Linked DNA regions of Homo sapiens: region 1 is linked to region 2. Evidence: read pairs that join two places in POLR2A ChIA-PET (ENCODE). Cell type or tissue: MCF 10A. All regions are shown on one strand.

Evidence for each region. ChIA-PET counts read pairs that join two places held together with the same protein. Peaks named below come from ENCODE experiments on the same cell type or tissue, not always from the same donor. Only the 100,000 strongest peaks of a DNase experiment are listed, where the experiment ranks them.
Region 1: POLR2A ChIA-PET joins it to region 2 with 19 read pairs; 2 of 35 experiments call an interaction of 5 or more read pairs at or near these places.

Annotation. Positions count from the first base shown.
Region 1 is chr7:108,059,937-108,067,936 of GRCh38, forward strand. LAMB4 (laminin subunit beta 4) reads right to left here. Exons shown (of 34, transcript NM_007356.3): 20 at 6,433-6,664; 21 at 5,826-5,983; 22 at 3,825-4,049; 23 at 2,838-3,058. Among named protein-coding and RNA genes, the nearest start is that of LAMB1, 61 kb to the left of the region's middle. RefSeq lists a silencer at 7,964-8,000. In MCF 10A, no CTCF peak of the experiment used is centred here; DNase peaks (open chromatin) are centred at 3,815 and 6,775.
Region 2 is chr7:107,969,143-107,977,142 of GRCh38, forward strand. It overlaps LAMB1 (laminin subunit beta 1), which reads right to left. Exons shown (of 34, transcript NM_002291.3): 10 at 6,547-6,735; 11 at 6,092-6,271; 12 at 5,844-5,956; 13 at 3,850-3,929. Among named protein-coding and RNA genes, the nearest start is that of LAMB1, 30 kb to the right of the region's middle. RefSeq lists an enhancer at 7,236-7,736. In MCF 10A, no CTCF peak of the experiment used is centred here; DNase peaks (open chromatin) are centred at 2,709, 3,189 and 4,009.

The sequences.
Region 1 (8,000 bases), 91 kb after region 2:
AAATTTGGGAAGCATGTTTCTCCAACTCCATCTAAAGTGTTGATGAAAATATTGGATGGCACATTTGGATCTCTCTGTGGGAATGTACCAGGAACCACCTCTTGGCTAACATAGAGACATCTATCAGTAGTTGTTTAAACAGCTGGGAATCTAAATATCCACGTCTTCCCCGTACTCCAGTGAACATGTTTCTTGATTGCAGAGACCAGTGTTCCCCCATGGGATCCCCTATGCACCAAATAACCCAAAGGACCCTTGTTATGAGGGGCTTCCTGGTTAAACCAATACCATCTAACTTTCAGCTTCAAGGCTACCTTGGAACTGTGGTTTTTGTTGAATGCTGCTACAAACATGCTTCCCAAAAGGTCTAAGAAACTTGCCACATAGTGTTGTCTTGAGCACTAGGAGTCCCTCAAGAATTGGGAAGCCAGGTGGTCACGTGGAGATCTACCACTTTATTCCATGGTTGGTGGCTGCAGGTGTGGGGAGTGGAGGGGAGCTTATAAAACAGGCATGACCATCCAGTGTCCAGATCTTGGTTTCTAATACCATTCTCTAGTAAAGGAATCAGTGCTCCCTAGATAAATAGCTGATTCTAGGACTGGGGCAGAGAATACATAAGATGAGCCTGAAATATTTTGCAGTGCCAGAAAGTAAGGAATGCTTTTAAAAACTCTACAGTATTGGCCTATGTCAAAGGGACACAGGAGCCACTGAGAGATCTTCTAGTGACCAAAGCTGGAACAATTTGAACCACAAAATAAAGTAGTGTTGGACTATCCCCAAAAGTATAAATATCCATGAGTCCATGCTGATATAAATAAATGGTCGAATGAATGAATAAACGTAAGACAACAGACAAATCTCCAGTGCAGAAGAATTCCAATGATTTGTGGAGATACTCTGTCCTCGAGGAGGAAGAGCATAGCTCCCTACTCCTTAAGTAGGTTGCACATAGTGACTTCCTTCCGTAGAGCACAGTAGAAGAAGGAGGAAAAAGAGTAACTTGATGATATAACAGTCTGACAAACACTGCTTCAGCCAGGTGACCAAGACTGACATTAACAGGGATAAGTCGTGTTAATAATATGTACCCCTGATAGGATGTGATGAGAGTGGCACTTGACTTCTCTGGTGTTTTCGGAACCTATAAACCCAGTCTAATCATGAGAAGAATATCAGATCAATTTGAATTGATGGACATTCTACAAAATAAGGAAGGCCTGAGAAACTGTCGCAGCCAAGAGGAGCCTCAGGAAATAAGATGACTAAATATAATGTGTTCTGAATGGACTCCTGGAACAGAAAAAGGACATTAGGTAAAAATTAAGGAAATCTGACTAAATTTGTTAGCAATAATGTATCAATATTCATGCATAGTGACAAATGTTATTAAATTAATATAAGGTGTTAATAATAGAAGAAACTGGATATGGGGTTTATTTTCTCTGTTCTCTCTTTACAACTTCACAAATATATTCTAAAATAAAAAGCTTATTTTTAAAAAGGTATGTTGTGGGGGCTGGGCGTCGTGGCTCACACCTGTAATCTTAGCAATCTGAGAGGCTGAGGTGGGCGGATCACTTGAGATCAGGAGTTTGAAACCAGCCTGGCCAACATGGTGAAACCCTGTCTCTACTAAGAATACAAAAATTAGCTGGGCGTGGTGGTGGGCGCCTGTAATCCCATCTACTCAGGAGGCTGACGCAGGAGAATCGCTTGAACCCAGGAGGCAGAGGTTGCAGTGAGCCAAGATCATACCACTGCCCTCAGGCCTGGGCAACAGAGCAAGACTCTTGTCTCAAAAAAAAAAAAAAAAAAAAGATATGGTGTTTGTGTGTGTTGGTGGATGAGGATTGGAGAGAAAGAAAAAGAAGAGAAGGAAAAACCCATTCTCCATATAAGAACTACCTTCAAAAGACTTGACCTTTGAATAATAGGTTGAATAGTGGAGCTGAAATTGGAGGTGAGCCATGCTTACTAATTGGAAAGACTCCAGTTTCTTAAATTCGCATTTTCATTCCAATTAAATCCTGATCCCTATATTGTGAATTTGGCTTTTTCTAACATTTCTTGTCATTGTTTTTACCCTTTCTCCCCCAAACTCTATTAATGTGAAAATTGTTTCAAAGAATAGATTAAGCCAAAAGACAAAAACAAAACAACCACCAAAAAAACTAAGCATGTTATTAACAAATAGTTTTTTTCCCACAAGTAATGTTATCCTCATTAAAAATTCTGTGCCCACTGGTTTATTGACTGAAAAATCACACGTGCATCTATCTATGTAGTATTAGTTGTATATGAAACATTGAAGATTTGCTCCTGGTACACATGCCTACATTCTTAAGATATGATTGATGCCAGTCTGGAAGTCAAGAAGACTTCTTATTTTACCCATATGTAAAGCAATTGGTGAGCAATAGGAAACAACAGCTCAGTTTTTTTAATGGACTTGTGGGTTTTGAAGGTATCTGTTTATTTTCATTCTGATTCATAATCTCTTCTGATTAACTATTTCTTAGGTCTTCCCTATGGTTACATGTATGAAATAGTGAAAGGTGAGGCTGATGTCTGTGTTTCACTGTGTATGAATTCTGACTTCCTCAGTCACAGAGAGAAAACTGAAGTAGGCGAAGCTGAACTTTGAGATGCTCATTCTCTTTTTTTGGTTTTCATTCCTTGATAGAGGCTGACTCCATCCCCTGTAAGGCCAATCCTGTTTCAATGCACTAATTAACAACAGTACATAAAAGAAACTTTCTTTACACATTTAGAAACCATGTCTCACTATCATGCTCACTTTGAGTGCACTAGTAAGCTTTAAAGTATCTTGCCTGGTCACAGTGGCTACTTTGAGAGGTCCTAGGGTCACAGTCACATGACTGACATCCTCTGCCAGGGACCAGATTCCAGTATCCATCAGCACAACGGTCACAGGCCAGGCCTGTGACATTCGGCAGACAAGGACATGCACCAGTGACAGGGTCACAGAGGCAAGCTCCCCCACCAGGGGGACACTCCATGGGACTCACGCCGGAAGCATGGCAGGAGCATCCTGTGATGACAAAACCATCATCAGAGGTAAATTCAATGATAAATGTGGCATTTAGCAAACCATACAAACAGCGTTTTAGACCTGGATGTATCATTTCTCCAAGGGGCTCAAAGAATGAACGCCTTATAATAGTAAAGAATTTACCAAAGAATCTATGTAGGTTGAACCCATTTAATGGTTTCTGATCTCCCCAAATGCAAGTTCATGTGGTCGAACTTGCTCCAAGAGCTCACAGTTAGGATGATTAAAAGTCTTATTTTTCCCTCATGTCACTCACCAAAGTTCCATTTATTTAAATGACTTGAAAACAATGGTTTACGTACACATTACAGTCACATGATGAGTTTGTTACAATGCAGATTCCTGGGCGTCACTCCCAGAGATTCTGACTCAGTAGGTCTGAAGTACAGCCTAGGAATTTGCATGTTAATACACCTCACCTCCCCACTGCTCTGGCACAGGTGAACTGCGGACTAAACTCTGAGAAACAACGCTTTGAATCCACTAGGACAGGTATTTCAGGCAACAGACACAAAAGGCAAACTAATAACACCAGTGAGAACATTGTGGCTGCATCTGAGAATACCAGTGGTTGCAATGCACTAATTTCTGTTGATGAGTTCCGTACAACAGCCCTGTCACCTAGTGGGTGCTGCTTTTGCCTGCTGGGACTGGCCTAACTGAAATGATCATGGGAGAGCTGACAACACACTTATGAGCTGTCACTCAGCTGACACATTTCCCCCTGGGAGTTTTGCAGACTTACTTCTGCAGGTCTGATTGAGGGCTGATCCATAGTGACCTGGTTTGCAGAGCTGGCAGTTTGCGCCCTGAGTGTTGTGCAAACATCGAAGGCACTCCCCTGTTACCCGGCTGCAGGACTCTGGATCGGTTACATCTATGTTGTTGTTGCAGGCACATGGTTGGCAAGGTGCTCCTGAAATTCTTGGATTTCCATAGAAACCAGTAGAGCATTCTCCACACTGAGTACCTGAAAGAAAGTGGGAGGAAAAGGAATGGGGTGAGGTATCAGTGTTGGGAGAGAGGAGGAGATGGATGTTGTAAATAGAAAATTATTGGGCTCCTCTAGGAATAATGAGAAATCACACATTCGGGGTGAATAACGAAAAGTGTTCTAAGTGAAACAAAACCTTCATTTTCATTATTATTCATTTAAAGAATAAAATGATTATTCGGCTCTCTAAAGTGTTTGGTGGAGAATGGATTCCAGGCTTTCTTCAAATACCATGGAGCTGTGGGCACAGGATTTCTAGATCCTTATATAATCAGCATCACACTAGCGTGCCCCAGGACCCAAGACTAATCTCAGCCCCTGGTCTCCTGGGGCAACCCACTCTCAGTTGATCCTAGAGGTGAACTAAGGTGAAAATAAAGCAGGCCTGAAGAGAAAGTCCCAAACAGCAATAGCTGTCACTTCTAGAAGTGAAGATGAGCAAGAGCAGTTTTCATGACATATGAGCCCTTGAGGGTGTTTCTGTTAAGCAGTCTGAAGGAACCACCTTTCTCTCTAACACTCTTTACCCTTGCAACCATGAGATGACTGCGGCTTTTTAGGTGCCCAAACTGTGGCTCCACTCTCCACATTTTGGTTCATCCCACTTGGAAATGTTCACTTAGCCCAAACATGGTCTCAGTTCTTAAAAACTGACCAAACATACCAAACCATGCATTGGGAAAGAGGCTGCAAGGGAAGAGGTGAGAATTAACTGTTAACCTTAGATGTAACAAATGAGGGGAAAATCAGGCATGTAATTTATCGTGATGGTAATTATCATTAGTATTGCCATAAGTTCTACATATCATTAAATCAAATAGACTTCATAAGTTATCTTCTTATTTTCAGTAAACATTCACACTCATGTTTCATGTGTAAATACCTTTTTTTTTTTTTTTTTAATTTAGAGACAGGGTCTTGCTCTGTTGCATAGGCCCCAGGCTGGAGTGTAGTGGCATAATCAGAGCTCACTGTAGCCATGAACTCCTGGGCTCAAGCGATCCTCTTGCCTCAGCCTCCCCAGTACCTAGGGCTACAGGTGCAATCCATCATGCCTAGCTAATTTTTAAAATTTCTCTGTGGAGACAGGGTCTTGCTTTGCGGCCCAGGCTGGTCTTGGATTCCTGGCCTCAAGTAATCCTCCCTCACCCACTTCCCGGCCTTCCAAAGTACTGGGATTACAGGTGTGAGCCACTGTGCCTAGCCCTCTTAAAGTCTTTAAAATAAAATTTTCAATTGAGCAAGAGATACATGTTTTGAATTAAGACTTATGTGATGGCTGTAGAATGCCCAAATATTGCTTCAAGCTACCTGAAAAAAATTAGTAATGTCTGTGAAATATCAAATTGAATATTTGAAATTATGTAAAGAAAGCATTTGACTAATTCCATTTATTTTTTAGTTGCTTGTTATATATAATATATATGCTACTTTATCACATTTATATCTTACTTAACGTGATAATTTTATTTTAAATAAATTAACTTGATTTGGTCTCATTTGGTCAATTAGTTTTCTAGAACATTATTTGCAAACAATCATAGCTCAGTGGCTGATGAGTTTTAATTGTCATTGGTTTGTGAATCATTCAAATTCTTTGTTCAATAAAGCAGCTATTTATCACATTGTGTCTTCTTACCATTTCTGCACCACACATTTGTCCAAGACAGATAAGTCATGAATATATGATCATTTTACAGATTACAGTGTGGGATAAAGAGAAAAAATTGCATCAAGCACTATACTGCATACCCGTATAACCTTGAAGACAATTGCAGATTACATCTGAGCTCCACAGATTCTGATAACAGGAATGGGCAAAATACTGATTGCTTGAGGGATCATCTGGACACAGGCAAGGACGACAGGGCTGTCCTGAAGAAGGATTTCCATAGTAACCATCAATACACCTGTCAAGACAATTTCCTTTCACCAAAATGTTTCCAGGAAAAGATCACATGTTAGCCAATGACGGTTTGCTATGCTTTAAAACAGTGCACCTCTGAAAACTGAATATTTTAGAAGATGTTCATTTGCTCTGCAAAACGACTTTTGGTTTTTATATCAAAAGTCTCAACGTATGGTCAATTAAACTCTATGTAATAGCACTCGATTTACATGTCACATTTGAGGAACATAGAAAGTAACATGCCAGGCAAATGTGTGTTATTGATTTAATCCTGCATTTTCTGGCTCGTAAGATGATTTTGAAGGGTGAGAAAGCAATGCTCTCCCCGACCTATAACAGTCCTCCCTCCCACACTTAAATATTGTTGAGTCTCTACTCAATGGATCTCTATTAGGAGATTGGAACAAAGTGTTAAAGACCTAAAAATTAAAGTGCATATGAATTCCATACCTTTCACAGTTTCTGCCAGTTGTAAAGCCTCCACAATTGAAGCATGACCCTGTCTCAGGATCACAAAGTTCAGCAAACCTATTACAAGGGCAAGGGTGGCAGCTGGGAAATCCAAAGTAGCCTGCCAGGCAGCGATCACAGCGGCGGCCAGACACCTCTCCATGGCAGGGGCACTGTCCTGTTACTTGGTCACATACAGTGTCCTTTGATCCTTGAGGATGGCAGTGACATGCTGGATGAAGCAAAGAGAAGTATGCTGGAGCGGGGATGAGTGGTGTGTGGTGGTGAAAGAGTTACAGTTCTGGTGTCTCATTTCCTTTCCCAATCCCAGTGAACTAAGCAAGCCTGTAACGTGCTTAGGACACAGCATATAATGAGTTCCAGGTAAACGTTAAATAACAATTCACTGAGTCACTGGATAAACAGTATGTTGCGAACAATTGGGTTTAATTAACGTTTGTTGTTAAAAACAAGTAACATGTTTTTAACGACTTAAACTTCCATATATCTTAGGTATATTAATATAACCTCTAGTATTAATATTTTAGTATTAATATAGTATATATAAATACTATACTAAAATAATGGTATAGTATTAATATAATCTCTAGATTATAAACCATATAAGAGCCCATCTTAACATGGTCAGAGTTTTCTTTTTCCTAGACAAGATGGAAGAGGCCCAATCCTTTTCTGATAAATTGTTGAATCCCTTGAGCCAATCTTCCCTGTGCCAAAATGTGATGCCAGTTTATGTGATAGGGTGGCGCATGGAAGAAATGTTTGTTCCTTTGTCTAGATCCCTCTGTGTATCTCAGGCATTTTGTAACTTTTCTTAAAAAAAAGAAAAGAAAAGAAAGCAATGATGGATCCAATGATGGGCTGGGTAGGTGGCCATGCCCAAGCAATGCCCAGGAAGGGGAACCATTTCTCTGGATTATGATTGAAAAGATATGTTTCCCTACTTGGAAAGGAAATTAACCTACCTGTAGGTTTTCATGGTTCCTAAGGTAGGAATCTGAGGGAACAGTATTTTCACTAATGATTTACACTGTGAAGAGAGAACTATATACCTGAACATATTAGCCATGAGAGCTGTATTATCAGCTGTGGATGAAGCCCCATCTAAACCTTTATCAATGGGTGACTTATAAAATGAGTTACAAGGCTGTTTGCAAACCTCGCATCAGAAAGGGTGATATCCTCATTGGGAGAAGTCTTGTCTGTGGTGACAGCATTGTCCCTTTCTTGACTCCCCAATCTTATCATTGTTTTAGCCTTTCCAGCCACTGGGTTTGTGAGCTAGATCCTCAAGCTGGCTTTGCCAGCTCCCTTCATGGTGTTCCACGTTTTAACTGAACTACCAACCATTTGACACAGACTGCAAACTTCCAGAGGCATGGACTATGCCTTGTTCATTACTCTCGGTTCCTAATGCAGCTCTGCCTACAGTCAGGGCCCATTGATGAATGGATGAATGAAGTGTAGCAAAAAAATGTTCAGTATATTTTATGTACATAGATAGTCTGAATAATGTAGTCAGGTTTCCAATCTCCTTCCCATTAAAA
Region 2 (8,000 bases):
CCGGGCATGGTGGCAGGTGCCTGTAGTCCCAGCTACTTGGGAGGCTGAGGCGGGAGAATGGCATGAACCTGGGATGCGGAGCTTGCAGTGAGCCAAGATCGCGCCACTGCACTCCAGCCTGGGCGACAGAGCGAGACTCCGTCTCAAAAAAAAAAAAAAAAAATCATAAATATAGAAATTGGCAACATTTAAAAATTCCATTTCATTTAAATGGTGGTGAATAAAGAAAATGGAATTTTAACATTTCCCTATTACTAAGGAATTAGGCAGAAAAATATTAAAGCATAAAAAACATCATTCATAATAACCAACCACAGTGTTCCGTCAGCACCATTCATTTTCTCAGGGTGGCATTCCTCCCCACCCCCAACTAGGACACTTTCTTTTTGGTAAGACCTACGTCCTATAATCCTGTTCTATCACAGTATAGTCATGTGTCACTTAATGACTGGGATATGTTCTGAGAAATGTGTTGTTCGCCAATTTTGTTGTTGTGTGACCATCATAGTGTACTTACACAAACCTAGATGGTATAGCTTACTACACACCCAGGCTGTAGAGTATAGCCTATTGCTCCTAAGCTACAAACCTGTACAGCATATTACTGTATTGAATACCATAGGCAATTGTAACACAATGACAAGAACTTGTGTATTCAACCATATCAAAATGTAGAAAAGCTACAGTAAAAATACAGTATCTTATGGGACCACCGTTGTATGTGTGGTCCATCCTTGACTGAAATGTTATTATGCAGTACATGATTATAATTAACAAAGGGTTAGCTACACCATAGTCATTCAATACAATGATAAAAATATCTACTAACTTCCGTTCTGGATTCGAAGTACAATAAATTTTAGTCCCTCATTTATTGAGTACCTGCCAGGTCCACCGTGCTGGGTGCCAAGTGAGATGCAAAAACAAAGATGACATAATCTCTGTCCAAAGAGACCTTTTTAACACAACTATAAGAGCAAAATAAATGCTAAAAGAGATGCAGAAGCAATGCATCAAGGGAGGGTTCGGGGCTTCACCACGGTGAGTTCAAAAAAGAGGTGGGGCCAGGCATGGTGGCTCATGCCTATAATCCCAGCACATTGGGAGCCTGAGGCAGACAGATCACTTGAGGGTCAGAAGTTCAAGACCAGCCTGACCAACATGGTGAAACCCCGTCTCTACTAAAAATACAAAAATTAGCTGAGTGTGGTAGCTGGTGCCTGTAGTCCCAACTACTCGGGAGGCTGAGGTGGGAGAATCGCTTGAACCCAGGAGGCGGAGGTTGCAGTGAGCCAAGATCAATGCCACTGCACTCCAGTCTAGGTGACAAAGCGAAACTCTGTCTCAAAAAAAAAAAAAAAAAGGGGGGGGTGGGCTTCAAGCCAGATATGAAAACTCTACATTTCATTGTTAAAATAATCTTGAAGGATGCTGTAAAAATGTTTATATTTTTCAATGTTATTAAACATTTACAAGTAGCATTTACCTAGCAACCAATGCCAATTCTTTTTCATTAAAACAGGTAATCTACTAGGCAAAACTTCATTAACTTGGCTTCAGTTAGATTATTTAAATTAATTAGGTCTTATTATTTTTTTTTTTTCTTTGAGACAGAGTCTTGCTCTGTTGCCTAGGCTGGAGTGCAATGGCGTGATCTTGGTTCACTGCAACCTCTGTTTTCTAGGTTCAAGCGATTCTCCCTGCCTCAGCCTCCCAAGTAGCTGAGATTACAGGTAGGTGCCACCACGCCTGGCTAATTTTTGTATTTTTAGTAGAGACAGGGTTTCACCATGTTGGCCTGGTTGGTCTTGAACTCCTGACCTCAGGTGATCTGGCGCGCCGGCCTCCCAAAGTGCTAGGATTACAGGCATGAGCCAACGCGCCTGGCCACTTCTTTAATTATTCCAAAGTTCAGGTTAGTTGTCAATATAATAGACATGGATTATTAAACTTTTGTTGTACTACCAAAAATCCATTTAGCTCACTATACAAAACATCTTAAAGCTTTTACCACTTCCAGTGATTTTTATGGTTAATTCTGTCCCTCAACAAAGTAACTAAGGAGTGTCTGGGATCACATTTAGAGATTGCCTCTCTAAGGAGTACATATCTAGTTTTTAACATCTTAGAAATCTTTTATTTTTAAATTCTACTCAATCAGCATTTATTCAGTACCTACAACGTATTTCTTTTACTACGTAAAAAGAAATATCAGGTAAAAGGTTTTGATGAGTGATTGCAACAAACCAATCATCCAGTAAACATTTCCCAAGCGGCATCTGTGCACATCTCCCAGTAGAATCAGTGCTTCAGTTGACCCTGCCTAAGGGGCTCCTGGGGAAATTCCTCTTGAGGGACAACAACTTTGAAAAGGCTCACCATAAAACACTCTAGAGTCACCAGACTACAAGGCATCTTTAAATGTTCTTTTTTTCCCCTCCACCAATGATTCTCAAAGATAGGGCATCCCATCAATCATGCTAGAAAGATCAGATGATTACCTGCTTTAAAAATCTTTACTAGACAATTTTGCTTCCCAAACTCTCTTGGTGAATACATTCTGGTTTTTATAAATTTTTGCACAAGAGATTAGAGGGCAGGCTAGGGCCTGTGCGTGGGTGGAGACAGACAGGAAGTGTGTATGGAATAGAGAAAAAGAGGAAGGGAGTGTAGGAACAAAACTTACTTAGGGTTAAGAATCATAGGACATTCCTGAGTTTATGACATAATTTGGGGAATTGCATATGCCACTTTTATCTCATCAAGAAGGACTTTAGGAGTGATGACAGCTTTGAACTGAGGAGTCATTTACTAAAGGATTCAACATGTGTTCTGGGAGTCACAAAGGAAAAGTCAGAAAAGTGATTCCACAAGCAGACAGCATTCTGTCTTTCTTCCCTGCTTTTATGGAATTATCCTAGCTTCCTCCTCTCTGGAGGTTTTCTAAGAACAGATATTCACACCGGATTTCAGAGGCTACATGCTGTACTGGGTCTATGGCACGACCTCGAACAGAACAAACCCAAATAAAGAGGACAAACACAACATGTTCTTGCTGCTGAATACCTCATTCCTTCCCAGCAGACTACTATGGTGTTGGGAAATAATTGGGAAAGAAAGTCCATTTTTGAGTACATGAAGCTTGCTCAATGAATTCAGAGTGTTCTCTCTGGGAAGACTCAAGGCCACAGGGAAACATCTGTCTATTCTCTCAGCAGTCACTTACACTATCTGTTCCAGATGTTCTGACTCTGAGCCAGGAACAGAGACCAACATTCTCTTTGACTCGAAGGTGGTTAAACTCCCACAGATTTAACATCTTGCCAAATGTGTGTTCTGATAGCTTCTGGTGGAGCTTTATGCTTCATTTATTCAAGGAATACTAGCATATTTAAGTAGCTCAACATTATCTCATGTGATTTTCATTAATGGACTTGGAAGTCACAAAAAAAAAAAAGAAAAAAAGAAAATGAAAAGATTCTCTACACAAATCAAAACAGGAGTCCATTTTCCATGTGCTTAGATTGTTGAAAAATAAAATGGTTGATGATACCAACTGTTGCTGGGGATGGGGGAAAAGGTACTTTTGTAACTGATAGGAAAATAAACTAGTTCAATATGTCTGGAACAACCTAACATTCTCTATTAAAATTAAAAATACATATGTACTTTGACTTAGCAGTTCCATCACTGGGAATCTAGTCCATAGAGGTACCTACACACATTTATCAAGACATACAAAAAATATTTTGCATGTCTTTTTGAGAAACAACTGAATGTCACCCATTCCTGTAAGTCATGACTTTCCTGGAAGACTGAGGACAAGAGCATACGTAGAGCTCCATTTACCTGTTGTTTAAGGCTCCCCCAAGGTCACAGTCACATGGTCGACATCCATCCAAATCATTGCTTAAGCCCCAGTGCTCTGGCTGCAGAACAAAACGTGAAACATGTAACGGTAGGTTTCTGTAATTATGCAACAGACTCAGCAACAAGCAAGTTAAAGCTTGTTTCGGCTGTTCCACCAAATGCTCATTTTCATCATTAAAGCAGAAAGCCAACAAAAGGAAGGAGTATTCTGAAATCAAGAAACCTGAGCTGTAGGCACTGGCGTAAGAGAGCCGTTCACAATCACAGGATCGTGCCAGGTCAAAGACTAGCTGCTCTGCCCTATAGATAACCTCCATCCAACAACTAAGAAGAGCAAGCAGTAAAGATACCAATTTTCCTCATTATAATTACTCTGGCTGTAAGAGAATTATGGCAAGGATTTGGCAGGCCTTTAAATCTGCCCTCAGTTCAGTCTGTCATCAATCCCATACAGAAAGCCCTCCAAGAATTTATGTGGAAATGTAGCATACAGCTACGACTATTCTCACCACTGAGCCACGAGGAAATCAGATCTTTAGAGCACCAGAGATGGAAATAAAGAGAAATGGAACAGTAGGGAAGAGGAGCTCTGTGCACTTCAAAAATGAGTATATAAAAACAGGTTCACCAATTTATTTTATTTATTTTTTTGAGATGAAGTCTTGCTCTGTTGCCCAGGCTGGAGTGCAGTGGTGTGATCCCAGCTCACTACAACCTCCGCCTCCTGGTTTCAAGCAATTTTCCTGCCTTAGCCTCCCGAGTAGCTGGGATTACAGGCATGTGCCACCACACCCAGCTAATTTTTCTATTATTTTTAGTAGAGATGGCGTTTCATCATGTTGGCCAGGCTAGTCTTGAACTCCTGACAAGTGATCCACCTGCCTCAGCCTCCCAAAGTGGTGGGATTACAGGTGTGAGCCATTGTGCCCAGCCTATTTTATTTATGATTTTAAAAAATTTTAGAGATGGGGTCTTGCTGGTCTCAAACTCATGATCTCAAGCATTCCTCCTGCCTTGGCCACCCAAAGCACTGAGATTACAAGTATGAGTCATCACACCTGACCAGGCTCATCAATTTAGACTTCCAGAAATCTCCTTTAAGAATATATTAAGATTATATATAAATATACATATTTAATGGTAATAATTTGGGGGTAGTGAATCCTCCCTAAATTAGAAAGTATAACAATGTTATTAAAAATACAGATTTTTAAAAACTTATCTCATAATTATCCTACTTGGAATTATTACAGTGAACTTTTTGGTGTATTTCCTTCCAGATTTTGTTTTCCTTGATGAATTTTATTTCCTACTTAATCAAGATACTATTCATATCCTGTGTGTGTTTTTTTTTTTAAATATAGCAAGCAGCATGAGCATTTCCTGATGTTATTGTCATTTTCAGTGGCAACCAAATATTACATTGTATAGAAGTCCCCACACTTAACTATTTTTCCACTGTTGTTTCCAAGTCTTCTGCTATGATTAATAAAAGATGCAATGAGTCTTCTGGAGAATAAATCTTTGTCCAATTTTCTGATTATTTCATTAGAATAGATTCCCAGAGGTGGGGTTACTGGGTCAAAGGGTATGCCCATTTCTACAAGCTACTGATATGTATCTCCAAAATGCTTTTCACAAAAGTACAAACCAATATGGATGCCCACCAGCAGCCAAGAAGTAGCAGTACCTCATGATATCCTAATAGTAAACATTCCCATTTTTAAAAACTTGTGTTAATTGTGTCTATAAAAGTGGTATTTTATTGTGGCTTTCCTTTACACTTCTAACAGGGATGGTGAACATCTTGTGAAATCATCCATTAGTAATTCCTATTGTGTGCATTGTCTACTCATGTCTTTTAACACGTACACGTGAGGGTGATCGCAGACTCTACAATGGCGAAAAGGCTTCTCTATTAAAACATGTCATCCTCACCAACCACCCATCCCACGTAATGAGGATTTACTTACCAGGCACTGGTCACAATGCTGTCCTGTCACCAGACGCTTGCAGTAGCAGTGACCTGTCTCGGAATCACAAGGATTCCCTCCAGGAATTGTTCCCAGAGGATTGCAAGCACAAGCTGTATTAAAACAAAATGAAGTGGAGAAACACAGACCACGTGAGTTTCAAATAATAATCTGGCTTTGGAATTACAAAGTAAAATGGGAATTTCAAACACAAGAAAACTCCCAAACTTTTTAGCAAACAGACCTACATTTACAACCAAATGGATCTTCACTGCTTAAATCATAGAAGCCTTCTTTGCAAACATCACAATGTTCTCCTTCCACATTTAATTTACACCGACACTGGCCAGCAATGAGACCAGTAGAAAAATCAGTATAGCTGTCACAAATTCCCTCATTTTGAGAGCCAGCTGGGTCACACGTACATCCTGAGAAGAATGCAAAGCACCAGGTTAAAATCAGGAGGAAACTCAATGTATCTTTGTATAAATACATATATTCCCTTCCTCCCTCTAAATCTCACAAAAGTCGACTAAAAGCAGCACAACTACCAAGTAAATTCCACTCCCAGCGTCTTCAACTGCAATTACAATAACAATGCTGGCTTTACTGCTCATACTATGAGCTCTGAGACTACTGACTATTCAGTTTGGAAGGCAATCTGAAGTAGGTCCCACACAGTGAGTGACATTTCTCAACATACGTTCACAGAAATTAGGATCTCGGATGTCCCTCTCTGGGTGCTGGTAGTAAAACGGCTTGCACTGCTCACAGTTGCGCCCCATGGTGTTGTGCTGACAGTCATCACACACGCCTCCGCTGACGTTCCCCGTGGCCAGGTAAACAGCCATGTCAAAGTGACAAGAGATGGAATGTTCATTGCAGTTACATTCTGCGTGACAAGAGCAACGTCAAGAAAAGCTTTTTAAATCTATGGACCAATGGAGGATGGGGGTGGCAGGAAGATCCTTTAGGAAACCAGGGACTAAGTTCAGACAAAATGGCAGTCAACAAGCAGGACTCCTGGGGAAAAAGGACGCATCCACCGATGACACTGTTTAAACCCTAAAGTAGATGAGAAATCTCAAAAATGTGAACTTTATAAAATAAACAGTTATCTGACCTCTGTGGAAGAGAATGGGCTATGAAAAATGGAAAACTCTAAGGGAAAGTCCCTTTGGAAGTGTATGACAGAGGATGGCTGCCATCCCACTGAGGGCGCTTTCTGGTCCACTCGAGGTGGGACTGGATGGAAGAACACTGTAGCGAGGGACCTTCCAGATGATGTGCTGCTAGGAAAGCCTGTCCACGGGCTCCCTGCTTCAAGGACCGTGAGGCCTGAAGGATGGATTCCCTTCTCCGTATTCCCATATTCCCACCACCACACCAGGCCAGGCCATAGTAAGGAAGGTAGGTCTGTTTAACAGCCAGCTAGCTGACCCCCTTGGGTGCAGCGCTTCCTTCTGCGAGCCCATTCGGCGGTCATCTTGGTGCCACCCAGCTTTAATCATCTCGCTCTCGGGCTTAACAATCCCATTCTTGTCTTTGCACAGGGAAGCTTGACTCAGCCTGGCCCTCCTGAGCCTCTGCACTCCAGCCTCCCACCTTGCCTGTCTCCCCCTGCAACACAACAGCCTGCAGAAGAGGGACTGTGTCTTATCTACTCACATCCTTGGTGCCCAACAGAGTACTGCTCTCAATACACTGGTTGAAGTGAACCTTGGAGTAATCCTTCCCAGCATGGACTCTGTGATGGTTTCAAGAACATCCTTGCGGCCTTGTGCTTCACATTGTTGTTCTTACCTGAACTCCCTCCCATCTTCCTTCCTCTCTTTTCCTTTTCTTTCCTCTCTCTCCTTCCTTCCTTTCCTCTCCTTCCTTCCTTCCTTTCCTCTTGCTCCTTCCTTCCTTTCCTCTTGCTCCTTCCTTCCTTTCCTCTCTCTCCTTCCTTCCTTTCCTCTCCCTCCTTCCTTCCTTTCCTCTCCCTCCTTCCTTCCTTTCCTCTTCCTCCTTCCTTCCTTTCCTCTCTCTCCTTCCTTCCTTTCCTCTCCCTCCTTCCTTCCTTTCCTCTCCCTCCTTCCTTCCTTTCCTCTCTCTCCTTCCTTCCTTTCCTCCCCTTCCCTTCCTCCCTCCCTCCCTTCCTTCTCCATGTTAAGT